Regions from separate parts of the Homo sapiens genome. Here region 2 is linked to region 1. A link is a loop called in an ENCODE intact Hi-C map of the cell type or tissue named here. Cell type or tissue: heart left ventricle. All regions are shown on one strand. Links, peaks and the distances in the headings refer to the core of each region. The heading gives the core; the rest is flanking DNA.

Region 1 (15,124 bases), core at 3,735-11,734:
TATGGCCCCGTGTTTGGCCAAGCACCCCGTTCTGATCTTTACTTTCTCCACCTGGCACTAAGCTTCCCCTTCTTGCTTCTAACACTGAGTGGGGCTCCGGGGTGTCCCCCACCCCATGGCCTCCCAAAGTCCCTGGTTCGGGGCTGCCGTGAGCAGCCTCCTGAGTCCCCATGGGGTCCTGGGGGCCTTTCCCTCCGGGTCAGAGTGGCGGAGTCCCCGGCCTACACACACGAGCTCGGCCCAGTGCTCCCACGCTGACCTAGGGCTGGCCCCTCGCGGTCTTCCCTTCCCTTGTCAAACACCCCTCCCTCTGTCTCCAGAGTGCCGGCGAGCTGGGCGGGCTCCACTCCCTCCATGAAGCTGGCCCCTGAGCGCAGATGTGCAGGCTGGCATTCCTGCCCGCTGTGAGCATGGAGGGGCCTGGCCTCAGCCTCGCACTTCCTGACACGGTTGTGGGGTCGGGGCTGCTGGGTTCTTTGTCTCCCTGTGCGGCCAGGCCAGCAGGTGGGCGTAGCCAGGCGGGCTCCAGCAACCCCACCAGCTTGGGGGCAGCGGCTGAGCTTGCTGGGGCCTGTGGCTTCTCCGGGGCCTTAGGTCTGTGTTCCCTGCATCCGCTAAGTCCAGGGGTGGGAGCAGGGCCTCACAGAGGGGCCTTGGGCTGGGAGAGTGGGGAGGACTGTGGGCAGCCAGTGGCCCCTGGCAGAGTGGCAGAGGCCCAGCCATAGGCTCACTGGCATGGGGCCTGGTCTGCCTCCTATGCCCAGGACGTCTTGGCCGGGGGTCTCCATACCTGGGACCCACGTTCAGCCTGGAGACGGAAGTCAGGGTAGCAGGGAAGTAGCAGGAGGTGGCCTCTGTGTGACAGCGGGTGCCGGCGGCTAGGGGCCCACCGGGTGGAGCTCCTGGGGGCGTTGAGGAGCTGGGCAGTGGGCTGCAGTGGGGCGCCCTGGGGCCAGGAGGGCAGCTGGGGCAGGCAGGCTGTCCCCTCACCCTCTGGGTCTCTCGTGGGGGCCCGGGGCCGCAGGTCTGGGACGAGTCAGGTGCTGGGGGCAGCCGAACCCGCCCCAGCTCAGCCGCCCCTGCTGGTGGTTTCTCCGGGATAGGGTCCTGCCCTCTCTGGGCCTCAATCTCTCCCTCCTGAGAGTGGACTCTCTTGTGGGCTGGGTGGCCAGTGGGGCCTCAGGCCAGGAGGGAGAGGGAGCCCCTCTGTGACATCTTTCCTGGAGAGGCTGAGGCTCCCACTTCTACCTGCCCTCAGGGGGCTTCCTGAGCCAGGGGATACCAGCCAAGGGTGTGGCACCCCACTTCCTGGGCACTGCCGCAGAAGGTGGGAGGGAGGATGGGAGGATGTCAGAGGAGCAGGCCGGGGCTTGTGGGGGCCTCCGGTACCTCTGCTGGGAGCTCGCGATCCAAGGGACACAGCGTGAGGGGCCACCGCAGGTATTGAAACAGAAGCAGCCGGCGAGCCCTCCAGAAGTGGGAGCCCTCCAGAAGTGGGAGCCCTCCGGGGGTGGGAGCCCTCCAGGGGTGGGAGCCGGCTTGGACTCGCTGGCCCTGAGCAGGTACCTGGGCTCTCCCTGTGGGTGAGAGCAGTGGGCGGGCAGGCTGGGAACTTAGGGCTGTAGGACCTGCTGAGTGGGTGACACTTCATCCTCCGGGGGCTTCGAGGGCAGAGGTCCCTGCCTAGAGGAAGATCTGCTGGTCTGTGTGTGGTCGTTGCACCCTGGGCACTCGGCCCGGAGCTGGGCCTGGGCCTGGGCTGTGCTTCCTGATTCAATGGGGACAGGGTCCAGGGGACCTCTCCACCCTGTCCCCAGCATGGCCCGGTCCAGCCTGGCCCCGAGTGACGTTGTCAGTGAGAGTTGCCCAAGGCAGCAGGTCCAGGGTCTGAGCAGAGGCTGAAGGCCTGGCACCGGCAATGTCCCCTTCTTAGGCCAGGGTCTGGGCTCCTGGGGATCGGCCAGCACTCCATGGCCAGGGCGGGGAGCAGCAGGCCTCGCTGGGGATGGCCCCATGACAAGACCAGCCAGTGCTCCTCTGACCTGTAGGCCCTCTCCAGCTCTCCAGGAGCCGCAGAGACCAGTGTGGCTGGAAGTAAGGGCGCCACTCTGGGACCACGGTGGCTCTCAGGGCAGGACTGGGTGGGCAAGCGTGGACTGCATCTGTCCTGCATGGGGTCCTGCGTCTGGCTCGCCCGGTGCCGTGCTGTGGGGCCCACGCCAACGGCTGACCTCATGGTCCTCCGTGGCCTCGCCTAGGCTTGCGGCAGCCGACGTGGCGTTGTTGCCTAATTAGGTTGGACTGTGCCAGCCCCAGCGGAGCCCACGCCCGGCCCTTGCGCCGGCAGACGTGTCGGGGCACGGCTCCTGCACTCCCACTGCCGCAGGAACTGCTCAGGAACCTGCCGGTCTCCGGCTGGGACGGTGGCTGGATCAGCTCAAGCCTCCAGGGCCCTGAGGCTGAGGGGCTGAGTGCTCATTCCAGCCGCCTCGGGGAACCCGGGCTGGGAGACCCCATGCCTGGGGGTGAGCCTGGAGCCAGGGCAGTGCGGTGAGAGGCTCCGGAGAGAGGGCTGGGCACCACCAGGCTTGGGTGAGGAGGGAGGCCTCTGGTCGAGAGCGAGCTGGGAGTCCTGGGGGCCCCGGGGTGGGTGGTGGCCCAATGCCCTCTCCCTGCCATCTTCTGGGGCCAGGGCTGCCAGAGGTGCCGGGCCAGCCAAGTCTAGGTCTGTGCCGATTGGAGGGGGTGGGTGAGGCTGGAGGGCCAGGGCCTGGGGTGTGCAGGGTGAGGGGACAGGTGGCCAAGGGGCCCTCCTTCCTGGGGATTGGGTGCGAGGAGGGAGGCGAGGTCAAGGGTGGGGGTCCTACCTGCCAGGGCTCCTTCTAGGGCCCTGGGGAGAGAGACATGCCGACAGGAGCCTGCCCCTCCCAGCCCTGGCTGTTCTTCCCACCTGGCAGAGCATGGCTCTGTGTGTTTGAGGGCCCAGGACTCCTGATGTCCATCTGTGCTGGGCAGGCTGGGAAGAATCCAGGCCTAATGGCCAAGGCCTCCACCTGGCCCCTGTTAATCCCCTCCCCAGGGAGGGCACTCACCTCCCTGAGGGGCAGGCACCAAGGAAAAGGTGGCCAGAAAGGCTCTGAAAGGAGCTGGCCTGAGAGTGAGGAGTTGGCGGGTGATGTGGTGGAAAGGCGGGTTCTGGGCAGGGAGGCTGAGCAGAGGCTGGTGGGACGGAACCCCTGGGCCAGGACGAGGAGGCTGTTTGGAGCCTGGGGCCCCTTCTTGGGAGCAGTGAGAATTAGGGGTTTGGAGCTCAGCCAAGCGGGGCTGCCCTTGGCAGACATTACCAGGGAGACCAAAGGGGCCTTGATTCACTGCATGGGCTGCGTGCGTGGTGACCAAAAGGGCTTGAGACCCTGGCCTCAGGAGTGACACTGGTGAGACCACAGGGCTGGAGAAAGGAGAAAGGGCTGCCCGCCATGCCTGTGGCTCCTCCTCGGGGCCGTGGGGGCCCCTTGTGCTGTGAGGGCTGGCAAGTACCTCCTGTACCCAGCACAGCAGGAGGGGCTGGGGGGGCCGGCCTCAGAGACACCCCAGGCACCTCTTGCTTTGCAAATGTGCTCCTGGGAGACTGGCTGGTTTCTGTAAAGCGACTCCTGTTTTGCCTTTAAATTTCATCAAGCTGTGGGGAAAGTGTCAACACAGAGAAACAGCTGGAGCATGGAGGAAGCTGTGGCCTCGGGTCCCTGGTCTTCTGGCTTCCTCTGTGACTGCCCCAGAGACTTGGGGTTTCAGGGCAGGGTCCTGTGGCTCTCCTCCCCTGCCCTTTGGTTCTTCCCACCTGACTCTTCAGACACAGCTACCCAGCCCCACTGCGCTGGCCTATTTACCTATGAGGGGCAGTGAAGCTGGGCTGCAATGCAGCGCCTGCCAGCAGGGGTCACTGGGCACACACTGTGCTCCCTCCCCCGAGTTATGCACCTGCCTGGACAGACCTCACCCACCAACTCCCTCTGGCCTTCTTGCTCTCTCTAGGTGTGTGATGCGCTGCTGGCCCAGGCTACACCCCGACAAGGGACACCGGGGGCCCCGGGAGCAGAGAGACCTCAGAGCAGCCTCCTCCTGCCTCCTGTGGACGGCCGGCCCCAGCTGGTGATCCCAGCCAGTCCCAGCTTTCAGTTGCTGCCCCCACCGACAGTCCTCAGTCCCTCCATGATGGCTCCCCCGACAGCCGGCCCCCTTCCTGGCCCAGCTCTTCCGCCTGAGGACCCAGGGCCGGATCCGGAGAGCAGGTGGCTTTTCTTGAGCGCCAACATTCTGCCCGTGGGTGAGTGAGGCCCTGGCTACCCACACCAAGCCAGAGAACATTGTTCTTCTCCTGCTGAGTGCGTCTCTGTTTCCTGGAGCCCAGGGACAATACGGTTCAGGGTTCAGTTCAGTGACCCTGATGTCCCGTGATGTCACCTGGGGAGAACTGGGGCTCTGCTAGCACCCCAGGGCAGGTGGGGCCGCCACGTGCAGAGGAGCCTGGCGTGCAATTCAAGAGCTCTCAGTGTGTGTCCCTTCGTGTGGGCAGAGAGGGGGTGGGTTCATTCTTGGGGGATGGCTCTCTGCCCACCTGCTGCACTGGGGGGGTCTGGGAGAGGTGCCCCTGCAGCTCACGATGCTTCCTTCTTGGTCGTGTTGTCACTGTCAGAAGGGCGAAGGCCTCCCGATGTGGCGGACAGCTCTGGGGTCTAGTGTGGAGACTTTGGGGTGTGGAGCTGGTCCCCTGAGCTCCTGAGCTTCTGCTGGGATGCCCTGGAGTGGCAGGCCTGTGGCTGGCTGCCCTGCGTGTGCGTGTGCGTGTGTGTGTGTGTGCACACCGCTATCTGCCGCTTCTGCTCCCCCTGGGGGCCCCTGCTGCTCTCTGGGCGGCCGCTCCCAGGCAAGAACCATGGCAGTGGTGAGCGTGTGTGCGTGTGTGCGTGTGTCTGCCTGCACTCGTGAGGGTCTGCACCTGTGCCTACATGGTGTGTGCCCAAGTGCGTGTGTGTGTGTGTGTGCTCATGCTCTGTGCATGCCTGTGCCTCACAGAGGTGGCTCCGGCTTGTCAATGCCACATTCTCCAGATATGCCCAGACAGGTCTTCGCCATCTGAGGGTGGAGCTGCGCCTGGGGAGCTGCACACAGCCCCTGCCGGGCTTGGGGCCCTGGCTTTCAGCGCTGTCTGGAATGGACACCGGGGAAAGGGGAGACCAGATGGGGGAGGGGAGCAAGCTGCGCCCCCTTCTCCAGAGCTTCCAGAGTCCTGGAGAGCTTCCAACTCTGGCAGGGCCTGGGGGCGGGAGGAGCCAGCGGTCCTATATGCAGAAACAGTATCAGGTCCAGGGGCAACGGTTCCCAGGATAGAGGACTCCTGCTGTGTACCCTTCTGCTGCTGGCCCTGCCCCTCATCACAGTCCCTGCCTCTCCGTTCCTACCCCTTGTTACTGTCCCCGCCCCATGCCTGGGTGGTGGATGCTGAGGGAGGGCAGTCTTGTGCTGGGTGCTGGGCCTACCCTCATCCTGGGGGCCTTTCTGGGAGGCTCCTTCTTGGTTGAGCCGGAATCGTGTCCCTTTCCTTTGAGTCGGTGCCTGCCCCCACTGATGCCAGCTCAGTTACCTGTGCACATTAGGGTGGTGGTTGGCAAGGTGCCCCGGGTGGTGTGGGCCTCTGGCCTGCTCCAGGACAGGCTCGGCTCTGCCTGTTGGGTTTCGGGGTCCCAGACTGGGGGGCTTGTATGGAGCCTCGTGCATTTACCAGGCGTCAGCTTCGTGCTGCCTCCTCTGGGACTCACGGCCATGGCTGCCCACAGTGAGGCCAGGCCCCACTCTGCAGATGAGGCGGTGAGGACCCCACAATGCTGGGGCTGGCACCTGGCTGCCGACTCTCTCATCTTCCTGGCTCACACCCTCAGCCCTGAAGCGGTGGGCAGTGATGGGGATGGGGGTCAGGTCCGCTTGGGAGTGCAGCTTGGGGGTGAATAACTGAGCACTCCGGCTGGGACTGGGGCAGGTGGACAGCAGGGGGCCCAGGTTGGGGGCCGTGGGACAGCACTGGGGCCAGCCCCCTGCCCTGCTGGCCCCTCATGGCTGACAGCACACCCCGTCCCCTGTGCAATTTGCCTTACCCCAGTTCTTGTGTATCCGTGGTAACGGGCTTTCATTTAGAGCAGCTTGATCCAGCTCCTGGGGCTAACGGGTGGGGGAGAATGCAAATGACTGCTGGGCACGTGGCCGGGCCCATGGCACAGGCTGGGGTGTGCACCCGGCCCCCACACTCAGCGCCCTGGGCCCGGGGGCCCCTGCTGGGCATGATGAGGGTCTGAGCTGCCCAGACAGTGCACTCTCCAGGCTCTGGGAGCCTTCACTCCTGATCCCTGAGCCTCTCAGTGCCTGGGGCCGGATGCCAGAGGTGGAGGGTCAGAGCCCGCCGTGCAGGCTTGCCTGGACGGACACCGCCGCCCTCCCACAGCAGGGAGGGTCCCCAACTCCCCCGTCCGGAGGGGCTGTCACAGGAGCTGCCCCTGGGAGGCGCCTGGAGGTCTTTCCCGTCCGTCAGGTGGGGAGGGGTCTGTGGCAGTGCTCCCTTCTCTTCCCGGTGCACACACGGGCTGGGTGGAAGAACCTGGGCACCCTGCCTGCCTGTTACCCACCAGTGCCCATGGCTGAGCTTCAAGTGCCCACCCTTTGCCCCCTCCCATCCCTGAGGTTGGGGCCGTGTTTCCCTCTGGGAGGATCGAACAGCTTGGATGTGGGGCCCCACTGAACTCAGAGGTGGGAGCCTTCTTCAGGCTGCCCCCTAATACTGAGCCAGCAAAGGTAAATGGGGGTCCTCCTTCCACTCTTCCCCTTCCAGATTGGCTCCCGGCCCCCGCTGTGTACGTGCTCAGGTGTCCGGGGAGGACCAGTGTGCTGTGGTGTGGGTGGTGGTGCTGGGAGCAGAGGCAGGCAGGTTTTGTGGGGCTGACTGCATGTGCACCTGGGGCTGCTGGTGGCCTGGCCTCCCTGGCATCTCCATGTGGATGAGGCTGGCAGCATGGCCCTACTTGGCCGGGGGCTGCTGAGGCCCATCCGGGCCGGTGTGCTCCTGTCCCCTGGAGTACTCCAGCGGGAGGCTGTGGCTCTTGGGGTTCAGGGCTGCTGGAGTATGTGTCCCCGCCATTCTCACTGAGCTGGAGCTGGAGCGGCTCAGTCTCGGTGCCTTGAGGCTGGCACAGGTGGGAACGGTGTGTCCGCACAGCAGGAGCCTCCCCGGGGGCTTTCTGACTTCAAAGTGCACTCAGATCTGCGTTTTCCTTCGGACTCTACACCGGCTCTTATGTTGGCGGCTCTTGTATGTTTCTTTTTTCCCTGATCATGAAAGCAAGACTCACTCAGAGGAGATGCTTTGGAAAATACAGAAAAAGACAAGGGAGAAAATCAGACCAGCCATTGCCATCCACCTCTCCCCGCTCCTTCGTGGCTTTGGGTGCCTGGGTTAGGCAGAGCCCCTGCCGGCTCCCCAAACCCCCTCAGAGCCATCGACTCCCTCCACGGATGTGCCCACACTGGGGGTCCCGGGTGATGTTGGCCGTTTGGTCCCTTCAAACGTTTGAATTTTCCCCTGGAGCCCGGCTTTGAGTGTCTGCCTCATGCTCCGAAGGGCAGCAGTGCAGTCTCCCCGGGCACCCAGGAAACTCGACGAGCTGCTGCCATCAACATCGCAGGAGGTTCCTTCACAGGCATCGCGCGTCCGGCTTCGTGGCGGGTCTCCCGTTGTTTCCTTGGAGGCTGCGGGTCTCCCTGGGTGGCGTTTGATGTATGTGCACCGAGCTCTTTGAGGCTCCCACCTTCAGCTTCTTACTGAGCAACCAAGGGAGGTGGCTGGGTGTGCCAGGGGCCGGCGGGGGCCGCGCCTGGGCAGGGGGCACCGCGCCTTCCCCAGGTCAGTCCCTGCCTGAAGCCAGGTCAGAGGCTTTTCTAGAAGGAGGCAGGACACACGGACTCACCTTCACAGCCGTTTACAACCTGGGAAGGTGGCCCCAGCTCCTTGTGCCGTGGGGCCCCTTCTCTCCCGGGCACCCACAGGGCCTCTGGCAGGGGCGTATTTCCCCCACGCACAGGTTCCTTATCTGTCTCCTCAGCTGTATCCAGAATGCAGTCTGGTTGTGGAAAGCAAAATTAAACACTGCCTTTGTAGACAAAGCAGCTGCCGCCAGGTGCGGGCGGCACAAGCTCTGTCACTGGCCTCGGGGGCCCTGACTCTCCTTTGAGATGCAGAACCCTGGACACTGGGCCGTGGGACCCTCCAGTCCCGGAAGGGCCAAGTGTGGCAAGGGCCTGGCTTCCAGCAACCCCCTTCCCCCCACAGCCAGCAGAGGAGCCCCAGGCTGCCCGGGCTGCCAGCCGCACTAAAAGTGGGGAGAGCCTCGCCGGTTGTGTCCCCACTCTGGGGCCATGCAAGCTCCTCTCCCTGGTGCCACGTGCACTGATGATGTGCTTCACCTGGAAATCGAGGCTCCCCGTGGAAACCACCCCCGGGCAGAATCAGCTGTGGGTTGCGTATGTCCTCGGGCGCCCATGCTGTACCCAGGCTGCCCAGGAGAGCTGAGCCCGCACGGGAAGGCAGGCCCCTAGAAGTGTGTCCCCGTGGCCCAGAGCTGGCTTCTCAGGGGGGATTTGTTCTGAGAAGTCCGTGGCCTGCGAGCCTCAGCATGCAGCAGGCCGGGCAGAACACCGGGGCGCAGGGACTTGGCTTTGTCAGCAGCAGGAGGCAGGTGCACTGACCTGGATGGTCCTGCCTGGGCTGCAGAGAAGTGGGCAGTCCAGGAGCTCTGCTGGGAGGAGGAGTGGAGCTCACCAGGACGAAGGAGAGCATGTGGAAGATGGTCCCGGGGGTGAGGACCTTTCCTCCAGGAACCCCTGTCACCTGCGGACAGTGAGCAGGCCAGAGGCCGGGCAGGGGCTGTGGGGGGTGGGGCCCGGTTGCTGCCTCTTGCAGGGAGGGCACCTGGGCTCGGGGTGTTTCCTCAGAGAGGATAGGGAAGTGAGGCTCACGCCCAGGGGTCCCCGGGCTCTGGGCTGACCAGCGCTCTCACACCACCCTGGGTAGTCAGAGGGCACCAGCAAAGCTGTTTTAGGTTCCAAATGGCTGGAGGCTGGAGGCTGGAGGCTGGAGGCTGGAGGCATGTGTTAGTGAGGCGGGGATAGCAGGCGCAGGGGCCTCTCTTTGCAGGGACTGGGGAAGGGGCCAGGGACCTCAATGGGGTCCCTGGGGAGGACAGAGGTGGGAATAGTTGCTGGCTGGCAGGGCCCGAGTGCAGCGTGACACGGCTCTCAGAGCCCACAGCACGCCTGGCCTGTTGTGATCTCCAGGAGGGGAGACTGGGTTTCCAGGGTCCTTTGATGGCTGTGGAGTACAGCCAGGGTGGAGAAGATGATGAACTGTGGGCAGCTGGGGTCCAGAGCCCCTGCGATGGGAGGCTCAGCTCAGTCTGGAGTGAGCCCCCACACCTGGGGGGCTCAGCTGGGAACACCTGGTCTGTCCAGTGTGGGGCTGAATTTGCTGCTGAGACTTGGGCTCTCATCATCTCTCTCCCTCTGGCCAGGAAAAGAGTGAGGGCCCCTCCTCCCTTCCTCCCTCCTCTCCTCCTCCCTCCTCCCTTCTTCCCTCCTCCCTTCTCCCCTCCTCCCTTCCTCCCGCTTCCCTCCTCTCTCCTCCCTCCTCCCCTCCTCCCTTCCTCTCTCCTTCCTCCCCTCCTCCCTTCCTCTCTCCTCCCTCTTCCCCTCCTCTCTTCCTTCCTCCTCCCCTCCTCCCTTCCTCCCTGCTCCCTCATCCCTTCCTCCCTGCTCCCTCCTCCCTTCCTCCCTGCTCCCTCCTTCCTTCCTCTGTTTCCTCCTCCCTCCTTCCTTCCTGCCTCCTCCTTTCCTCCTTCCTCCCTCCTCCCCTCCTCCCTCCTCCTCCTTTCCTCCTTCCTCCCTCCTCCTTTCCTCCTTCTTCCCTCCTCCCTTCCTCCCTCCTCCCTTCCTCCCTCCACCTTTCCTCCCTTCCTCCCTCCTCCCTTCCTCCCTCCTCCCTTCCTCCCTCCACCTTTCCTCCTTCCTCCCTCCACCTTTCCTCCTTTCTCCCTCCTCCCTTCCTCCCTTCCTCCCTCCACCTTTCCTCCTTCCTCCCTCCTCCCCTCCTCCCTCCTCCTCCTTTCCTCCTTCCTCCCTCCTCCTTTCCTCCTTCCTCCCTCCTCCCTTCCTCCCTCCACCTTTCCTCCTTCCTCCCTCCTCCCTCCTCCCTTCCTCCCTCCAAGGTCAGTGGTGACTCCCCAGGGCTTAGCCGTCACCTGTGGCTCTGTCTCCTGGGAGGCCTGGAGAGGCAGGGGTGGGTGGCTATGCAGGCTGTGCTGGCAGGCATGGCCTGAGGGTCAGGCTAGTCCCTTCTCCTAGTGTCCTGGAAACTGGCACTGAGTGGGCATATGCAGCCTTGTCGTGGGCACTGTGGCTCCTGGAGTCTGGTGAAGAGGGCAGGGTTGGTCTTCCTGGGCCAGGGTAGGTGGGGACCTGCAGGCAGGGGAGGGTGTGGGCAGCATGGCCCATCTGGTTAGAGTGTCCCAAGAGACCACCCAGCTGAGGCCTCCTGGGGAGCTCTGGGGCCAGGGTGCACCTTGGGTGGGGGTGAGCATGGGGACCTGAGGTGCTGCTGGGGCCCCTCCCCGGGGCTTTGCTCCCAAGACCCTCCCACAGTCCCCAGCCCAGACAGGGCCGCCAGGCCTCTCGCCTTCTGTGGGGCAGGGCAGCCCCCATGGGTCAGGTGCTCAGTGTTGCCCTGGGGCCCAGTGGGCAGGTGAGGGAGCAGCAAGGCCACAGCAGGTCCCCGGGTCATGGAGGGCTTGGCTGGGAGGGAGCAGGCTTGGGTTATGGCCCGGGGTCACTCTGCCAATTTCGGTGCCTTGGTGGGCTGCGAGCCCCTCTTCTCTGAGCACGGACTCCTGTTCCAGAGGCCCCCACATTCTCTAGGGTTGCTCCATGCAGTGCCCAGCTCCTACTCCTGTCCAAGACTGACTTAGACCTCCTCTGGCCAGCTGGACAGCTCTGCCCAAATCTCAAATTCATCATCCCTGAGGACTCAACCTCAGACCCTGACTCCAGGCCTCCCTGCTGGGCAAATAGCACCCACCGCAACTAGGGGGCCCAGATCCTGGGAACACCCTCCCGCCCACCATCCGACTCAGCCTGGGGGTTTCTCTCCTGTCCCATGTCCCACTCTTTGCTCCACCCCTGCAGCCTCCACCCCTTCAGAACCACCCTCAAGTCATACCTGGCTAAGCAGGGGCCATAGCCAGATCGCCTGCTCCCTGCCTCTCTCTCTAGGGACAGGCAATACACACATGCACACGCACACACGAAGGCACACACATTTGTGCAGACATGCACATACACGTGTGCATACCACACACATACGTGCACACACATATGTATACCCACCCCCACACACATAGGGAAACACATGTGTACATACAACACATGTTCACATGCACCCAAACCACACACGTGCACACACAGTACATGCACCCACGCACGTGGCCGTCCATCTCAGTGGTCTTCCAGAACTCGCCTCTCACCGCCTCCTCTTTGGCCTCGAAGGCCTTCCACGATCTGGCCCTTGCCTGCCTCTGCCACCCCACCCCAACTGAGCATCCGCCAAGGTCCCTCCAGGCCCGCCTGGCACCTACTGCCTCAGCATTAGTAAAGTTCTTGGCAACTTGGTTGTGTGCTGGCTTTGCAGGTCCCTGGGCTGAGGCCTCCCCCAGGGCAGGGTCACACTGCGCTCCCAGCCACCTGGCTCAGAGCCCTGGGGATGCTCAGAGCGTGCCTGTTGGCAGCCGTGGAAATGAGCAAGCGCGGAGATGAACGGCGCTCGGCAGACGGTGTGTGCTGGCGCCCGGCCCTGTGCAGGCGACAGTTGGTTTACAAGGAAGTGTGCACTGGGCCCGGCTGGCGTGGGGTAAGAAGAAAGGGCAGGGCCCAGTGTCCCTGGGTCCCACCAGTCTCTGCCCCTTGGCACCCCTGGGGCATGACTGTGAGGCCGAGGGGCCCAGGGTCAGCCCAGGTCAGCAGGAGGTCCAGGGGAGGGTCTGTCCAGGAGGCACTCCCTCCTGTACTGTCTCCCATGCCCCTGCCATGTCCCCTCCAGCTCACCTCCTGCAAAGGTGTGCACACTCGACCCTGGCCTCCATCAGAGAGGGCAGCATGAGGGCTCTGGGTGTGGGTGCCCACAGGAAGGGGAGGGGGCTGGTGCTTCTCCACATCGTCTTTGCCGATTGCCCAAGAGAGAGCACCCCCGGCCACTGCGGCTAGGGCAGGTGAAGGTCCCTTCTTGCCCCCGCCTCCCAACACCTGCTCCCCACAGCCTGGAAGTCTATTTTCCTCCAAATTTGCTCGGATCATTCCAGCTGGGAGCACCCCCCGTCCCGCTGCCTGCCCACCAGTCTGCCACCCTCCCTGTGTGCCAGAAGGGCCTCTGGTCCCATGGGCACCTTCCCTGCAGATCTAGGGTCCTTCAGGGGGCGCAGCGTGTGCAGGGGGGAACCGGGGCAATTCACGGCAGCATTGAGTGTTTTGCCCCACTTCGCCGGCGTGGGCTGCCCTGCCCAGGGATCTGGATGGGCCGATGGAGCCCAGCTCTGGCCACATGGGTGGCTCCAGGTAGAAGTGGCTTTGACTACGCCCTCCCAGCCCTGACCCAGCTCCCAGGGTCCCTGTCTTGCTAGACCTGGACGGAAATATCTCCCTTGCCAATGAGAAACTGTTTCAAGGCAGGATACCATGTCTCTGGGGACCCTGGGCAGGTGCCTTTCTCTCTTTGTGCCTCAGTTTCCCCCTCAGAGAAAAGGGTGTGTCAGGCCTCAATGATTCCTAAGGGCAGGCAGTGCCTATAAAGACCTTTGGCCCCCCCGAGGGTGTCCTCACCCTTCTCGCTGGCACCAGCCCATGCAGCAAGGTGCCTGGGGGGTCTCAGAGCAGGAGGCTCAGCCCTGCCCACCCACCCCAGTGCTGGCCAGACCTGGTCCCCGACCCCAGGGCTGCCCCCGGGTTCTGGGCCCTGTTCATGGGAAGCCAAGCCAGGGGCAGCTGATCCCATCCCACCCGTTCGTTGTCTTGAGTTCTGATTGAGAACGGGACGTCTTCAGACCAGATGCTGGTGGAAAATGAAACACACACTTTCTAAATTTAGCTGCTGAGGATTGCACGTTTACCCGATTAAGCCCATTGATTGAGTTGCGTGCACGTGCTCTCTCTGCAGTGCTCAGCTGTGCCTCTCCGGGCTGTCTGTCCTCCATGGTGACCTCAGGCTGCAGAAGGGCCTCTGAGACCTCCCGCCCAGGTCTCTGGCCCTGAGCCATCTGTTCACCTGGGGCTGACACTGCCACCCTCGGGGGAGAGTCCCGGGGTCCGTGGGGAGAGCCCGTCAGAGTCCAGCTGGATTCTTCTCCACTGAGGAAAGGCATTGCCTGAGAGACACCGCAGCCAGGCCTGGCTGGAGTGTTCGAGGGCAGCGGGCACGCGGCTCCCTGCCTGCAGGGACCTCATGATCTTAATGTGAAGGGCAGACTCAAAATCAGGGCAAGGTCATGTCCGGGACACTGCGGGGGACAAGGCAACCAGGGAGGCTTCCCAGAGGAGGTGCCTCGTTCCTGACCTTGGAAACCAGGCAGGGGTGGGCAGGGGGCCTGTGGAGAAGGGGGAGTCAGGCTTGGTGGAGTGTCTATGAGGGAAGGGCAAACAGGGTAGAGAAGGCAGCTGCAGCCAGTCCACAGGGCCCTGGGTGCCAGGCTGAGGGGTCCGATGTAGCCTGTGGTCCAGCTGCAGGGGTGGGTGTATTGGAGTGAGGCCTGCAGGCCAGATGGGGTCTGTGGGTATGGCCCAGGAAGTGGCCCATCTGGGAGCGCCCGGGAAGGAAGACTGGCTGGGAGGGCTGGAGCTGGGGAGGATCTCGGGTGGGGGGCAGGCGGTGTGCCCTGGCTGCCGGGGTTGCCCCCAGGAGCACCCGGCCATGGTGGTGGGTGCCTCCACACAGTCTGCCGTGAGAGGAGGCCTCTCTCCATGTCTGTCGCTGGCCTTGCCCGGCCCGCCCGGGGATCTTGCATTGCTGCGACCAGGGATCCTCTCTCCATGTCTGTCGCTGGCCTTGCCCGGCCCGCCCGGGGATCTTGCATTGCTGCGACCAGGGATCCTCTCTCCATGTCTGTCGCTGGCCTTGCCTGGCCCGCCCGGGGATCTTGCATTGCTGCGACCAGTGATCCTCTCTCCATGTCTGTCGCTGGCCTTGCCCGGCCCGCCAGGGGATCTTGCATGCTGCGACCAGGGATCCTCTCTCCATGTCTGTCGCTGGCCTTGGCCGGCCTGCCCGGGGATCTTGCATGCTGCGACCAGGGATTCTTGAGCCTCTGGCTCAGGATGGAGATTTCTTTCACAGTTTCCAATTTGCGTTTCGGTTTTGGCTTCGTGCAGGAGGCCAGGTTTCTGTCTCATTGCTGTTGGTGTCATCTCTCTGCCTCTGTCCCTGGGTCCCTGGTGCTTGGCCACGTCCCCCCGGGAACGGAAGGCTGTGGGTCTTTCCTCCTGGGGCCTCATCTGAGGCCACTGAGCTCCACAACTGCCAAGATCTGGCTGTGCCCGGGTGGTCCTGCCCCCAGGAAACCGCCCCGACCATGCTGTCCGGGAAAGGGGGTGCAGATGGGCATGGTTCAGAGGGCACTGCCCGCTCCAGGTGCCCAGGAAGTGGAGGGGGTGGGTTCCCATCCTGACTGCACCTGGCTCCAGGTGGTCTCTAAGCCAGGCAGTGAAAGGGGTGCTCAGGCTTTCATCTGAGGAAAGCCCCTAGAGGGCCGGGGGATGGGAAAAGTGGAGAGAGCCCCCCTGGCAGCCCCTGCCGGCCCCTGCCAGCCCCTGCTGTGAAGCCTCAGAAGCGAAGAGGCGCGGGCACCACACGTATGGTCCCAGAGCAACTCCCAGCTCCAAGCAGGCGTCGCATCCGGCCTGGGTTTGGCTTCTGCCAGCTCCTGGGCCTGCACTGGGAGGGGCTGAGCGTGGGGGCATGGGGGTGGGCAGGAGCCTGGGGATGTTCATTCAC
Region 2 (15,124 bases), core at 2,383-10,382, 220 kb after region 1:
TGGGAATTTTTCTGCTGTTATTTCTTCAAATACCTGTGTATATTTGTCCCATTCATTCTCCGTATTCTCTGGGAGTCCAATCACATGTATGCTAGATGGCCTGAAATTGTCCCACCGGTCACTGAAGGTTTCTTCATTTATTTTTTTAATTTTTAAAAGTTTTTTAGAGGCCAGGTGCAGTGGCTCACGCCTGTAATCCCAGCATGTTGGGAGGCTGAGGTGGGCAGATCCAGAGGTCAGGAGATCGAGACCATCCTGGCCAACATGGTGAAACCCCGTCTCTACTAAAAATACAATAAAAATACAAAACTTAGCCAGGCATAGTGGTGGGTGCCTGTAGTCCCAGCTACTCAGGAGGCTAAGGCAGGAGAATTGGTTGATCCCAGGAGGTGGAGGTTGCGGTGAGCTGAGATTGTGGCACTGCACTCCAGCCTAGGTGACAGAGTGAGACTCCATCTCTTCTAGAAAATTTTTTTTTCTTTCTTTTATTTTGAGAGGGAGTCTCACTCTGTCGCCCAGGCTGGTCTCAAACTCCTGGGCTCAAGTGATGCTGCCACTTCGCCCTCCCAAAGTACTGGAATTACAGGTGTGAGCCATGATGCTCAGCTCAGCTCTCATCGTTTGAAACAGAGTTTTGTTTTTTGTTTTTTGTTTTCCCTGCTTTTCCTTAGATTGGATAATTTCCTTAGATTGGATAATTTTCTTTGGTCTATACTTGAGTTCACTAATCCTGCTTTGGCAGTTTCCAATCTGCTGTTGTGCCTGCCTAGTAAGTTTTTAATTCCAGATATGCTGCGTTTCAGATCTAGGATCTCCACTTGATTATTACTGTTTTTTTTTTTTCATATTCCTCTGCTAGGATTCTCCATCAAGCTCACTCATTCTAGCAAACATTTCTTTTACATGTTTATGTCACTGCTTTTAAAAGCCCCTGTGTGTAAATTCCAAACCTCTAAGCCATCTCAGGGTCTGTTTCTATGAAGTACTTCTTCTCTTATTACGGGTCCCATTTCCCTGGTTCTCTGTGTGCCTAGCAGTTCTTGGTTTTGCGCTGGGCTCTGTGTCTGGCATGTGGTAGACAGGGCTGTGGTGCTGTCCTGCAAGGGGGCTGATTTCACTCTGGGGGGCAGGTAGATTACTGGTGGATCATTTTGGCCCTGCCAGGCTTTATCTTGTACTTTGCTAGGGGAGGATTCGTTTTTGAACTTAGTCCTAAAGTACAATCTTAATTTTAGGGTGTGGCCTTTCTGGGGTCTCAACTGAATGCCCAAGATGTTCAGAAAAGCCTCTCTGCGGCCTCCTGTCTCTCAGGTCACAGCTCTTTGCTGCCTGTTGTTTGGTGCCTGGAAACATTTGCTCATGCATTATATCCAGTTTATACAGCTGTCAGGAGCCTGGAATGGCACCCACATCCCCAGGTGAGCATCTGACAGCCTGGAACAGCACCCCACACCCCAGGGGAGCATCTTACAGCCTGGAACAGCACCCCACACCCCAGGGGAGCATCTTACAGCCTGGAATAGAACCCCACACCCACAGGTGAGCATCTGACAGCCTGGAACAGCACCGCACACTCCCAGGTGAGCACAGGTGAACATCTGACAGCCTGGAATGGCACCCACACTCACAGGTGAGTGTGGGACAGACTGGAGCAGCATTCTCCAGCCCCAGGTGAACTTGCGACAATCCAAAACAGAACCCTACACACCCAGCTGAGCATCTGACAGCCAAGGATGGCACCCCACACACCTAGGGGAGCATCTTACAGCCTGGAACAGCACCCCACACCCCCAGGTGAGTATCTGACAGCCTGGGAATGCACCCCCACACCCAGTTGAGCATCTGAAACCCTATAGCACCACCCCCAACCAACAGGTGAAAATCTTACAGCCTGGAACGGCACCTTCCACCCCCAGGTGAGCATCTTCCAGCCTGAAACAGCACCCCACACCCCCAGGTGAGTGTCTTACAGCCTGGAACGGTATCCACACCCACAGATGAGTGTGTGACAGCCTAGAACAGCATTCTCCAACCCCAGGTGAGCTTGTGACAATCTGGAACAGGACCCCACAACCCCAGGTGAGCATCTGACAGCCTAAAACAGCACCCTCCACCCTTAGGTGATCATTTGACAGCCAGGAATGACAACCCACATAAGCATCTGACAGCCTAGAACGGCACCCCCCAGTTAGGTGAGAATCTGAATGCCTGGATCAACGCTCAAACCTTCAGGTGAGCACCTGACAGCCTGGAACAGCAGTGCCCATACCCAGGTGAGCATCTGAAACCCTCCAGCAGCACTCACCACCCCAAGGTGAGCATTTGACAGCCTGGAACAGCACCCTTCATGTTCAGGTGAGCATCTGATGGTTTTGTTTTATTTTGAGATGGAGTCTCTCTCTGTCGCCCAGGCTACAGGCCAGTGGTGCGATCTTGGCTCACTGCAACCACCGCCCCCAGGTTTAATCGATTCTCCTGCCTCAGCCTCCTGAGTAGCTGCGACTACAGGCTGATTTTTGTATTTTTAGTAGAGACGGGGTTTCACCATGTTGACCAGGCTGGTCTTGAACTCCTGGTGATCCACCCACCTCGGCCTCCCAAAGTGCTGGGATTACAAGCACGAGTCATCGCACCTGGCTGATCATCTGACAGTTTTAAATGGCACCTCACACCCTCAGGTGAGCATCTGACAGCCTGGAATGGCACTCTGCATCCCCAAGTGAGCTTCTGACAGCCTGGAATGGCACTCTGCATCCCCAGGTGAGCATCTGACAGCCTGGAATGGCACTCTGCATCCCCAAGTGAGCTTCTGACAGCCTGGAATGGCACTCTGCATCCCCAGGTGAGCATCTGACAGCCTGGAATGGCACTCTGCATCCCCAGGTGAGCCTCTGACAGCCTGGAATGGCACTCTGCATCCCCAGGTGAACATCTGACAGCCTGGAATGGTACTCTACACCCTCAGGTGAGCTTCTGACAGCCTGGAATGGCACTCTACACCCTCAGGTGAGCTTCTGACAGCCTGGAATGGCACTCTACACCCTCAGGTGAGCATCTGACAGCCTGGAATGGCACTCTACATCCCCAGGTGAGCTTCTGACAGCCTGGAATGGCACCCCACACCCTCAGGTGAGCATCTGACAGCCTGGAATGGCACTCTACACCCTCAGGTGAGCATCTGACAGCCTGGAATGGCACTCTACATCCCCAGGTGAGCATCTGACAGCCTGGAACAGCACCTCACACCCACAGGTGAGTGTGTGACAGCCTGGAACAGCATTCTCCAACCCCAGGTGAGCTTGTGACAATCTGGAACAGGACCCCACTACCCCAGGTGAGCATGTGATAGCCGAAAACAGCACCCTCCACCCCCAGGGGATCATCTGATAGCCAAGAATGGCACTACTACCCTGAGGTGAGAATCTGACAGCCTGGATCAGCACTTCGACCTTCAGGTGAGTGTCTGAGAGCCTGCAACAGCACCCCACACCCCCAGGTGAGCATCTGACAGTCGGGAACAGCACCTCACACCCACAGATGAGACTCTGACAACGTAGAATGTCACCCTGACCCCCAGGTGAGCATCTGAAACCCTGGATCAGCTCTCCCCCATGCAAGGTGAGCATCTGACAGCAGGAAACAGCACTTGACACCCCCAGGTGAGCCTCTGACAGCCTGAAACCAGACCCACACCACAGGTGAGCAGCTGACAGGCTGCAACAGCACCCACACCCCCAGGTGAGCATCTGACAGCCCTAAATGACACCCCAACCCCCCAGGTGAGCATCACACCATCCAAATGGCACCCCAAACCCCCAATAAGCATCTGATAGCCTGAAACAGCACTCCACGCCTTCGGGGGGGCATCTGACAGCCTAGAACGGTATGTCACACCCCCAGGTAAGCATCAGAAAGCCTGGAACGGCACCCCAAACCCCCAGGTGAGCAACTTTGCAGCCTGGGACAGTACCCTCCAGCACCAGGTGAGCACTTCACAGCCTAAAACTGCACCTCACAGGCCAAGGTGAGCATCTGACTGCCTGGAACGGCACTCACACCCCGAGGTGAATGTGTGACAGCCTGAAACAGCATTCTCCAATCCCAGGTGAGGATCTGACAACCTGGAATAGAACTCCACACCGGCAGGTGAGCATCTGACAGCATTGAATGGCACCCAAACCCATAGATGAGTATGGGACAGACTGGAGCAGCATTCTCCAGCCCCAGGTGAACTTGTGACAATCCGAAACACAACCCCACACACGCAGGTAAGCATCTGACAGCCAAGGACGCCACCCCACACACCCAGGTGAGCATCTGACAGCCTAGAATGGCACCACCACACTTAGGTGAGAATCTGACAGCCTGGATCAGCACTTCAATCTTCAGCTGAGTGTCTGAGAGCCTGGAACAGCACCCCACACCCCCTGGTGAGTATCTGACAGCTTGGAACATCACCCTGCATACCAGGAGGGCATCTGACAGCCTGGGAAGTCACCCCCACACCCAGGTGAGCATCTGAAACCCTACAGCACCACCCCTCTCCAACCTTCAGGTGATTATCTGACAACCTAGAACAGCACCCTCCACCCTCAGATGAGCATCTGACAGCCGGAAAAACACCCTCCACCACCAGGTGATCATCGGACAGCCTGGAACGGTACCACCAATTAGGTGAGCCTCTGATGGACTCAAACAACAACTCACGATTTTGGGTGAGCAGCTGAGAAACTAAGTTGGCACCCTGCACTCAGGGGAGCATCTGACAGCCTGAAGCAGCACCTTCCACCTCTAAGTGAGCATCTGATGGTCTGGAGCAGCATCCATACCCCAGGTGAGCACCTGACATCGTGGAGCAGCAGCCCACACCCACAGGTGAGCATCTGACAGCCTGGAGGAGCACCCACACCCCCAGGTGAGCATCTGACAGACTGGAACAGCACCCTGCACCCCCAGGTGAGCATCCGACAGCCTGGAACACAACCCACACCCCCAGGTGAGCATCTGACAGACTGGAACAGCACCCTGCACCCCCAAGTGAGCATCTGACGGCCTGGAACAGCACCCACACCCCCAGGTGAGCATCCGACAGCCTGGAACAGCACCCACACCCCCAGGTGAGCATCCGACAGCCTGGAGCAGCACCCACACCCCCAGGTGAGCATCTGATATCCTGGAACAGCACGCACACCCCCAGGTGAGCATCTGACAGCCTGGAGCAGCACGCACACCCCCAGTGAGCATCTGACAGCCTGGAACAGCACCCACACCCCCAGGTGAGCATCCGACAGCCTGGAGCAGAACCCACACCCCCAGGCGAGCATCTGACGGCCTGCAACAGCACCCACACCTCCAGGCGAGCATTGGAAAGCCTGGAGCAGCACCCACACCCCCAGGTGAGCATTGGACAGCCTGGAGCAGCACCCAGAAGCCCAGGCGAGCATCCGACAGCCTGGAGCAGCATCCACACCCCCAGGTGAGAACCTGACATCGTGGAGCAGCAGCCCACACCCACAGGTGAGCATCTGACAGCCTGGAGGAGCACCCACACCCCCAGGTGAGCATCTGACAGACTGGAACAGCACCCTGCACCCCCAGGTGAGCATCCGACAGCCTGGAGCAGCAACCACACCCCCAGACGAGCATCTGACAGCCTGGAATGGCACCCACACCCCCAGGTGAGCATCTGATGGTCTGGAGCAGCACCCACAACCAAAGGTGAGCATCGGAGAGTCTGGAGCAGCGCCCACACCCCCAGGCGAGCATCTGACAGCCTGGAGCAGTGCCCACACCCCCAGGTGAGCATGTGACAGCGTGGAGCAGCACCCACAGCCCAAGGTGAGCATCTGACAACCTGGAGCAGCAACCACACCCCCAGGCGAGTATCTGAACGCACGGAGCAGCACCAAAACCCCTAGGGGAGCATCCGACAGCCTGGAGCAGCACCCACACCCCCAGGTGCGCATCTGATGGTCTGGAGCAGCACCCACACCCACAGGTGAGCATCTGACAGCCTGGAACAGAACCCACACCCCCAGGTGAACATCTGACAGACTGGAACAGCACCCACATGCCCAGGTGAGCCTCTGACAACCTGGAACAGCACCCTGCACCCCCAGGTGAGCATCTGACAGCCTGGAACAGCACACACACCCCCAGGTGAGCATCTGACAGCCTGGAACAGCACCCACACCCCCAGGCGAGCATCTGACAGCATGTAACAGCACCCACACCCCCAGGTGAGCATCTGACAGCCTGGAACACCAGCCTGCACCCCCAGGTGTGCACGTGACAGCCTGGAACAGCACCCACACCCCCAGGCGAGCATCTGATGGCCTGGAACAGCACCCACACCCCCAGGTGAGTATCTGACGGCCAGGAATAGCACCCACACCCGCAGGTGAGCATCTGACATCGTGGAGCAGCACCCTACACCCACAAGTGAGCATCTGACAGCCTGGAGCAGCATCCACACCCCCAGGCGAGCATCTGACAGCCTGGAACAGCACCCACACCCCCAGGTGAGCATCTGATGGTCTGGAGCAGCACCCACAACCACAAGTGAGCATCGGAGAGTCTGGAGCAGCGCCCACACCCCCAGGCGAGCATCTGACAGCCTGGAGCAGTGCCCACACCCCCAGGTGAGCATCTGACAGCATGGAGCAGCACCCACAGCCCAAGGTGAGCATCTGATGGTCTGGAGCAGCACCCACACCCACAGGTGAGCATCCGACAGCCTGGAGCAGCACCCACACCCCCAGGTGAGCATCTGATGGTCTGGAGCAGCACCCACAACCACAGGTGAGCATCGGAGAGTCTGGAGCAGTGCCCACACCCCCAGGCGAGCATCTGACAGCCTGGAGCAGTGCCCACACCACCAGGTGAGCATCTGACAGCGTGGAGCAGCACCCACAGCCCAAGGTGAGCATCTGACAACCTGGAGCAGCACCCACACCCCCAGGCGAGCATCTGAACGCACGGAGCAGCACCCACACCCCCAGGCGAGCATCCGACAGCCTGGAGCAGCACCCACACACCCAGGTGAGCATCTGACAGCCTGGAGCAGCACCCACACCACCAGGTGAGCATCTGACAGCCTGGAAAAGCACCCTGCACCCCCAGGTGAGCATCTGACAGTCTGGAACAGCACCCATACGCTCAGATGAGCATCTGACAGCCTGGAACAGGACCCTGCACCCCCAGGTGAGCATCTGACAGTCTGGAACAGCACCCACACACCCAGGCGAGCATCTGACAGCCTGGAACAGCACCCATACGCCCAGATGAGAATCAGACGGCCTGGAAAAGCACCCTGCACCCCCAGGTGCGCACCTGACAGCCTGGAACAGCATCCACACCCCCAGGCGAGCATCTGACGGCCTGGAACGGCACCCACACCCCCAGGTGAGCATCCGACATCCTGAAACAGCTCCCACACCCCCAGGTGAGCATCCGACAGCCTGGAGCAGCACCCACACCCCCAGGTGAGTATCTGACCGCAAGGAATGGCATCCTCACCTCCAGGTGAGCATCGGACAGCCTGGAGCAGCACCCACACCCCTAGGTGAGCATCTGACAGCCTGGAACAGCAACCACACCCCGGGGCGAGCATCTGACAGCCTGGAACAGCAACCACACCCCCAGGCAAGCATCTGACAGCCTGGAACAGAACCCTGCACCCGCGAGTGAGGATCAGACAGCCTGGAGCAGCACCCACACTCCAGGTGAGCATCTGACAGCCTGAAGCAGCACCCACACCAACAGGTGAGCATCTGACAGCCTGGAACAGCACCCACACCCCCAGGTGAGCATCTGACAGCCTGGAACAGCTCTCACAACCCCAGGTGAGCATCTGACAGCCCGGAACAGCACGCTGCACCCCCAAGTGAGCACCTGACAGCCTGGAGCAGCAACCACACCCCCAGGTGAGCATCCAACAGCCTGGAACAGCACCGACACCCCCAGGTGAGCATCCGACAGCCTGGAGCAGCACCCACACCCCCAGGTGAGCATCTGATATCCTGGAACAGCACCCACACCCCCAGGTGAGCATCTGACAGGCTGGAGCAGCACGCACACCCCCAGTGAGCATCTGACAGCCTGCAACAGCTCTCACAACCCCAGGTGAGCATCTGACAGCCCGGAACAGCACGCTGCACCCCCAAGTGAGCACCTGACAGCCTGGAGCAGCAACCACACCCCCAGGTGAGCATCCAACAGCCTGGAACAGCACCGACACCCCCAGGTGAGCATCCGACAGCCTGGAGCAGCACCCACACCCCCAGGTGAGCATCTGATATCCTGGAACAGCACCCACACCCCCAGGTGAGCATCTGACAGGCTGGAGCAGCACGCACACCCCCAGTGAGCATCTGACAGCCTGCAACAGCTCTCACAACCCCAGGTTAGCATCTGACAGCCTGGAACAGCACGCTGCACCCCCAAGTGAGCATCTGACAGCCTGGAGCAGCAACCACACCCCCAGGTGAGCATCTGACAGCCTGGAACAGCACCCTGCACCCCCAGGTGAGCATCCAAAAGCCTGGAGCAGCACCCACACCCCCACGCGAGCATCTGACAGCCTGGAACGGCACCCACACACCCAGGTGAGCATCTGATGGTCTGGAGCAGCACCCACAACCACAGGTGAACATCGGAGAGTCTGGAGCAGCGCCCACACCCCCAGGCGAGCATCTGACAGCCTGGAGCAGTGCCCAAACCCCCAGGTGAGCATCTGACAGCGTGGAGCAGCACCCACAGCCCAAGGTGAGCATCTGACAACCAGGAGCAGCACCCACACCCCCAGGCGAGCATCTGAACGCACGGAGCAGCACCCACACCTCCCGGCGAGCATCCGACAGCCTGGAGCAGCACCCACACCCCCAGGTGCGCATCTGATGGTCTGGAGCAGCACCCACACACAGAGGTGAGCATCTGAGAGCCTGGAACAGAACCCACAGCCCCAGGTGAGCATCTGACAGACTGGAACAGCACCCACATGCCCAGGTGAGCCTCTGACAGCCTGGAACAGCACCCTGCACACCCAGGTGAGCATCTGACAGCCTGGAACAGCACACACACACCCAGGTGAGCATCTGAAAGCCTGGAAGAGCACCCACACCCCCAGGCGAGCATCTGACAGCATGCAACAGCACTCACACCCCCAGGTGAGCATCTGACAGCCTGGAACAGCACCCACACCCACAGGTGAGCATCTGACAGCATGTAACAGCACCCACACCCCCAGGTGAGCATCTGACAGCCTGCAACAGCACCCTGCACCCCCAGGTGCGCACGTGACAGCCTGGAAGAGCACCCACACCCCAAGGCGAGCATCTGACGGCCTGGAACGGCACCCACACCCCCAGGCGAGCATCGGACAGCCTGGAGTAGCACCCCACACCCCCAGGTGAGCATCCGACAGCCTGGAGCAGCACCCACACCCCCAGGTGAGCATGTGACAGCCTGGAAGAGCACCCACACCCCCAGGCGAGCATCTGACAGCCTGGGTCGGCAACCACACACGCAGGTGCGCATCTGATGGTCTGGAGCAGCACCCACACCAACAGGTGAGCATCTGACAGCCTGGAACAGAACCCACACCCCCAGGTGAGCATGTGACAGACTGGAACAGCACCCACATGCCCAGGTGAGCCTCTGACAGCCTGTAACAGCAGCCTGCACCCCCAGGTGCGCCCGTGACAGCCTGGAACAGCACCGACACCCACAGGCGAGCATCTGACGGCCTGGAACAGCACCCACACCCCCAGGTGAGCATTGGACAGCCTGGAGCAGCACCCACAACCCCAGGCGGGCAACCGACAACCTGGAGCAGCACCCACACCCACAGTTGAGCATCTGACTTCGTGGAGCATAACCCCACACGCACAGGTGAGCATCTGACAGCCTGGAGCTGCACCCACACCCTCAGGTGAGTCTCTGACAGCCTGGAACAGCACCCTGCACACCCAGGTGAGCATCCGACAGCCTGGAGCAGCACCCACACCCCCAGTTGAGCATCTGATGGTCTGGAGCAGCACCCACAACCACAGGTGAACATCAGAGAGTCTGGAGCAGCGCCCACAACCCCAGGCGAGCATCTGACAGCCTGGAGCCGTGCCCAAACACCCAGGTGAGCATCTGACAGCATGGAGCAGCACCCATAGCCCAAGGTGAGCATCTGACAACTTGGAGCAGCACCCACACCCCGAGGTGAGCATCTGACCTCCCGGAGCAGTACCAGTACCCCCAGGCGAGCATCTGAACTCATGGAGCAGCACCCACGCCCCCAGGCGAGCATCTGACCGAACGGAGCAGCACCCACAACCCCAGGCGAGCATCTGACAGCATGAAACAGCACCCAGAACTCCAGGTGAGCATCTGACAGCCCGCAGTAGCACCCACAAGCACAAGTGAGAATCTGACAGCCCAGAGCAGCACCCACACCCCCAGGGGAGCATCTGACCGCATGGAGCAGCACCCACACCCCCAGGAGAGCATCCGGCAGCCTGCAGCAGAACCCACACCAACAGGCGAGCATCTGACAGCCTGGGTCGGCACCCACACCCTCAGGTGAGCATCTGACGGCCTGGAACAGCACCCACACCCCCAGGTGAGCATCTGACATCGTGGAGCCGCACCCCACACCCACAGGTGAGCATCTGACAGCCTGGAGCAGCACCCACACCCCCAGGTGAGCATCTGACAGCCTGGAACAGCACCCTGCACCCCCAGGTGAGCATCCGACAGCCTGGAGCAGCACCCACCACTCCCAGGCCAGCATCCGATAACCTGGAGCAGCACCCACAACCCCAAGTGAGCATCTGATTGTCTGGAGCAGCACCCACAACCACAGGTGAGCATCGTAGAGTCTGGAGCAGCGCCCACAGCCCCACGCGAGCATCTGACAGCCCGGAGCAGTGACCACACCTCCCGGTGAGCATCTGACAACAGGGAGCAGCACCCATAGCCCATGGTGAGCATCTGACAACCTGGAGCAGCACCCACACCCCCAGGTGAGCATCTGATGATCTGGAGCAGCACCCACAACCACAGGTGAGCATCGGAGAGTCAGGAGCAGTGCCCACACACCCAGGCGAGCATCTGACAGCCTGGAGCAGTGCCCACACCCCCAGGTGAGCATCTGACAGCGTGGAGCAGCACCCACAGCCCAAGGTGAGCATCTGACAACCTGGAGCAGCACCCACGCCCCCAGGCGAGCATCTGAACACACGGAGCAGCACCCAAACCCCCAGGCGAGCATCCGACAGCCTGGAGCAGCACCCACACACCCAGGTGAGCAACTGACAGCCTGGAGCAGCACCCACACACCCAGGTGATCATCTGACAGCCTGGAACAGCACGCTGCCCCCCCAGGTGAGCATCTGACAGCCTGGAACAGCACACACACCCCCAGGCGAGCATCTGACAACCTGGAACAGCACCCATACGCCCAGATGAGCATCTGACAGCCTGGAACAGCACCCTGCACCCCCAGGTGAGCATCTGACAGCCTGGAACAGCACCCACACCCCCAGGTGAGCATCTGACCGCATCACATGGCATCCTCACCCCCAGTTGCGCATCTGATGGTCTGGAGCAGCACCCACACCCACAGGTGAGCATCAGACAGCCTGGAACCGCAGCCACACCCCCAGGCGAGCATCTGACAGCCTGGAGCAGCATCCACACCCCCAGGTGAGCATTTGACAGCCTGGAACAGCACTCACACCCCCAGGAGAGCATCCGGCAGCCTGGAGCGGAACCCACGGCCACAGGCGAGCATCTGAGAGCCTGGGTCGGCACCCACACCCCCAGGTGAGCATCTGATGGTTTGCGGCAACACCGACACCCACAGGTGAGCATCTGACAGCCTGGAACAGAACCCACACGCCCAGGTGAGCATCTGACAGCCTGGAACAACAGCCTGCACCACCAGGTGCGCATGTGACAGCCTGGAACAGCACCAACACCCCCAGGCGAGCATCTGACGGCCTGGAACAGCACCCACACCCCCAGGTGAGCATCAGACAGCCTGGAACAACACCCATACCCACAGGTGAGCATCTGACATCGTGGAGCAGCACCCCACACCCACAGGTGAGCATCTGACAGCCTGGAGCAGCACCCACACCCCCAGGTGAGCATCTGACAGCCTGGAACAGCACCCACACCCCCAGGTGAGAATCTGATTGTCTGGAGCATCACACACAACCACAGGTGAGCATCGGAGAGTCTGGAGCAGCACCAACATCCCAAGGTGAGCATCTGACAACCTGGAGCAGCACCCACACCTCGAGGTGAGCATCTGTCCTCCCGGAGCAGGACCCATACCTCCAGGCGAGCATCTGAACCCATGGAGCAGCACACACGCCCCCAGGCGAGCATCTGACCGAACGGAGCAGCACCCACAATCCCAGGCGAGCATCTGACAGCCTTTAACAGCACCCACAACCCCAGGTGAGCATCTGACAGCCCGCAGCAGCACCCACACGCACAGGTGAGAATCTGACAGCCCGGAGCAGCACCCACACCCCCAGGGGAGCATCTGACCGCATGGAGCAGCACCCACACCCCCAGGGGAGCATCTGAAATCCTGGAGCTGCACCGACAACAACAGGTGAGCATCTGAGAGCCTGGAACAGCTCCCGCACCCCCAGGTGAGAATCTGACAGCCTGGAAGAGCACCCCATATCCCCGGGTGAGCATCTGACAGCCTGGAACAGCACCCACTCCCCCAGGTGAGCACCTGACAGACTGGAACAGCACCCACAGGCCCAGGTGTGCCTCTGACAGCTTGGAACAGCACGCGCACCCCCAGGTGAGCATCTGACAGCCTGGAACAGCACCCACACCCCCAGGCGAGCATCTGATAGCCTGGAACAGCACCCACACCCCCAGGAGAGCATCCGGCAGCCTGCAGCAGAACCCACACCAACAGGCGAGCATCTGACAGCCTGGGTCGGCACCCACACCCCCAGGTGGGCATCTGATGGCCTGGAACAGCACCCACACCCCCAGGTGAGCATCTGACATCGTGGAGCAGCACCCCACACCCACAGGTGAGCATCTGACAGCCTGGAGCAGCACCCACACCCCCAGGTGAGCATCTGACAGCCTGGAACAGCACCCTGCACCCCCAGGTGAGCATCCGACAGCCTGGAGCAGCAACCACACTCCCAGGCGAGCATCCGATGACCTGGAGCAGCACCCACAACCCCAAGTGAGCATCTGATTGTCTGGAGCAGCACCCACAACCACAGGTGAGCATCGTAGAGTCTGGAGCAGCGCCCACAGCCACAGGCGAGCATCTGACAGCCCGGAGCAGTGCCCACACACCGAGGTGAGCATCTGACAACAGGGAGCAGCACCCATAGCCCATGGTGAGCACCTGACAACCTGGAGCAGCACCCACACACCCAGGTGAGCATCTGATGGTCTGGAGCAGCACCCACAACCAGAGGTGAGCATCGGAGAGTCAGGAGCAGTGCCCACACACCCAGGCGAGCATCTGACAGCCTGGAGCAGTGCCCACACCCCCAGGTGAGCATCTGACATCGTGGAGCAGCACCCCACACCCACAGGTGAGCATCTGACAGACTGGAGCAGCACCCACACCCCCAGGTGAGCATCTGACAGCCTGGAACAGCACCCACATCCCCAGGTGAGCCTCTGACATCGTCGAGCAGCACCCCACACCCACAGGTGAGCATCTGACAGCCTGGAACAGCACCCACACCCCCAGGTGAGAATCTGATGTTCTGGAGCATCACACACAACCACAGGTGAGCATCGGAGAGTCTGGAGCAGCACCCACAACCCAAGGTGAGCATCTGACAACCTGGAGCAGCACCCACACCCCGAGGTGAGCATCTGACCTCCCGGAGCAGGACCCATACCTCCAGGCGAGCATCTGAACCCATGGAGCAGCACCCACGCCCCCAGGCGAGCATCTGACCGAACAGAGCAGCACCCACAACCCCATGCGAGCATCTGACAGCCTGGAACAGCACCCACAACCCCAGGTGAGCATCTGACAGCCCGCAGCAGCAACCACACGCACAGGTGAGAATCTGACAGCCCGTAGCAGCACCCACACCCCCAGGGGAGCATCTGACATCCTGGAGCAGCACCGACAACCCCAGGTGAGCATCTGAGAGCCTGGAACAGCACCCACAACCCCAGGTGAGAATCTGACAGCCTGGAAGAGCACCCCACATCACCGGGTGAGCATCTGACAGCCTGGAACAGCAACCATACCCTCAGGTAAGCATCTGACAGACTGGAACAGCACCCACACGCCCAGGTGAGCCTCTGACAGCCTGGAACAGCACGCGCAACCCCAGGTGAGCATCTGACAGCCTGGAACAGCACCCACACCCACAGGTGAGCATCTGACAGCATGTAACAGCACCCACACCCCCAGGTGAGCATCTGACAGCCTGCAACAGCACCCTGCACCCCCAGGTGCGCACGTGACAGCCTGGAAGAGCACCCACACCCCAAGGCGAGCATCTGACGGCCTGGAACGGCACCCACACCCCCAGGCGAGCATCGGACAGCCTGGAGTAGCACCCCACACCCCCAGGTGAGCATCCGACAGCCTGGAGCAGCACCCACACCCCCAGGTGAGCATGTGACAGCCTGGAAGAGCACCCACACCCCCAGGCGAGCATCTGACAGCCTGGGTCGGCAACCACACACGCAGGTGCGCATCTGATGGTCTGGAGCAGCACCCACACCAACAGGTGAGCATCTGACAGCCTGGAACAGAACCCACACCCCCAGGTGAGCATGTGACAGACTGGAACAGCACCCACATGCCCAGGTGAGCCTCTGACAGCCTGTAACAGCAGCCTGCACCCCCAGGTGCGCCCGTGACAGCCTGGAACAGCACCGACACCCACAGGCGAGCATCTGACGGCCTGGAACAGCACCCACACCCCCAGGTGAGCATTGGACAGCCTGGAGCAGCACCCACAACCCCAGGCGGGCAACCGACAACCTGGAGCAGCACCCACACCCACAGTTGAGCATCTGACTTCGTGGAGCATAACCCCACACGCACAGGTGAGCATCTGACAGCCTGGAGCTGCACCCACACCCTCAGGTGAGTCTCTGACAG

The links. Hi-C counts contacts between places; a loop is a spot of excess contacts. Peaks named below come from ENCODE experiments on the same cell type or tissue, not always from the same donor. Only the 100,000 strongest peaks of a DNase experiment are listed, where the experiment ranks them.
Region 2: a loop joins it to region 1, with 4 times the contacts of the local background. A loop is called at or near these places in 3 of 110 quality-filtered maps.

What each region holds. Positions count from the first base shown.
Region 1 is chr1:2,426,306-2,441,429 of GRCh38, forward strand. It overlaps a transcript of PLCH2 not described here. Among named protein-coding and RNA genes, the nearest start is that of PEX10, 21 kb to the left of the region's middle. RefSeq lists a silencer at 3,866-4,043. In heart left ventricle, for the core only: no CTCF peak of the experiment used is centred there; no DNase peak of the experiment used is centred there; H3K27me3 peaks cover 4,065 bases.
Region 2 is chr1:2,647,175-2,662,298 of GRCh38, forward strand. All of the region lies in intron 6 of TTC34 (tetratricopeptide repeat domain 34), which reads right to left. Among named protein-coding and RNA genes, the nearest start is that of MMEL1, 22 kb to the left of the region's middle. RefSeq lists enhancers at 7,870-8,374, 9,265-10,156, 10,278-10,789, 11,302-11,813 and a silencer at 8,936-9,230. In heart left ventricle, for the core only: no CTCF peak of the experiment used is centred there; DNase peaks (open chromatin) are centred at 5,877, 6,217, 6,887, 7,287 and 2 weaker places; H3K27me3 peaks cover 1,818 bases.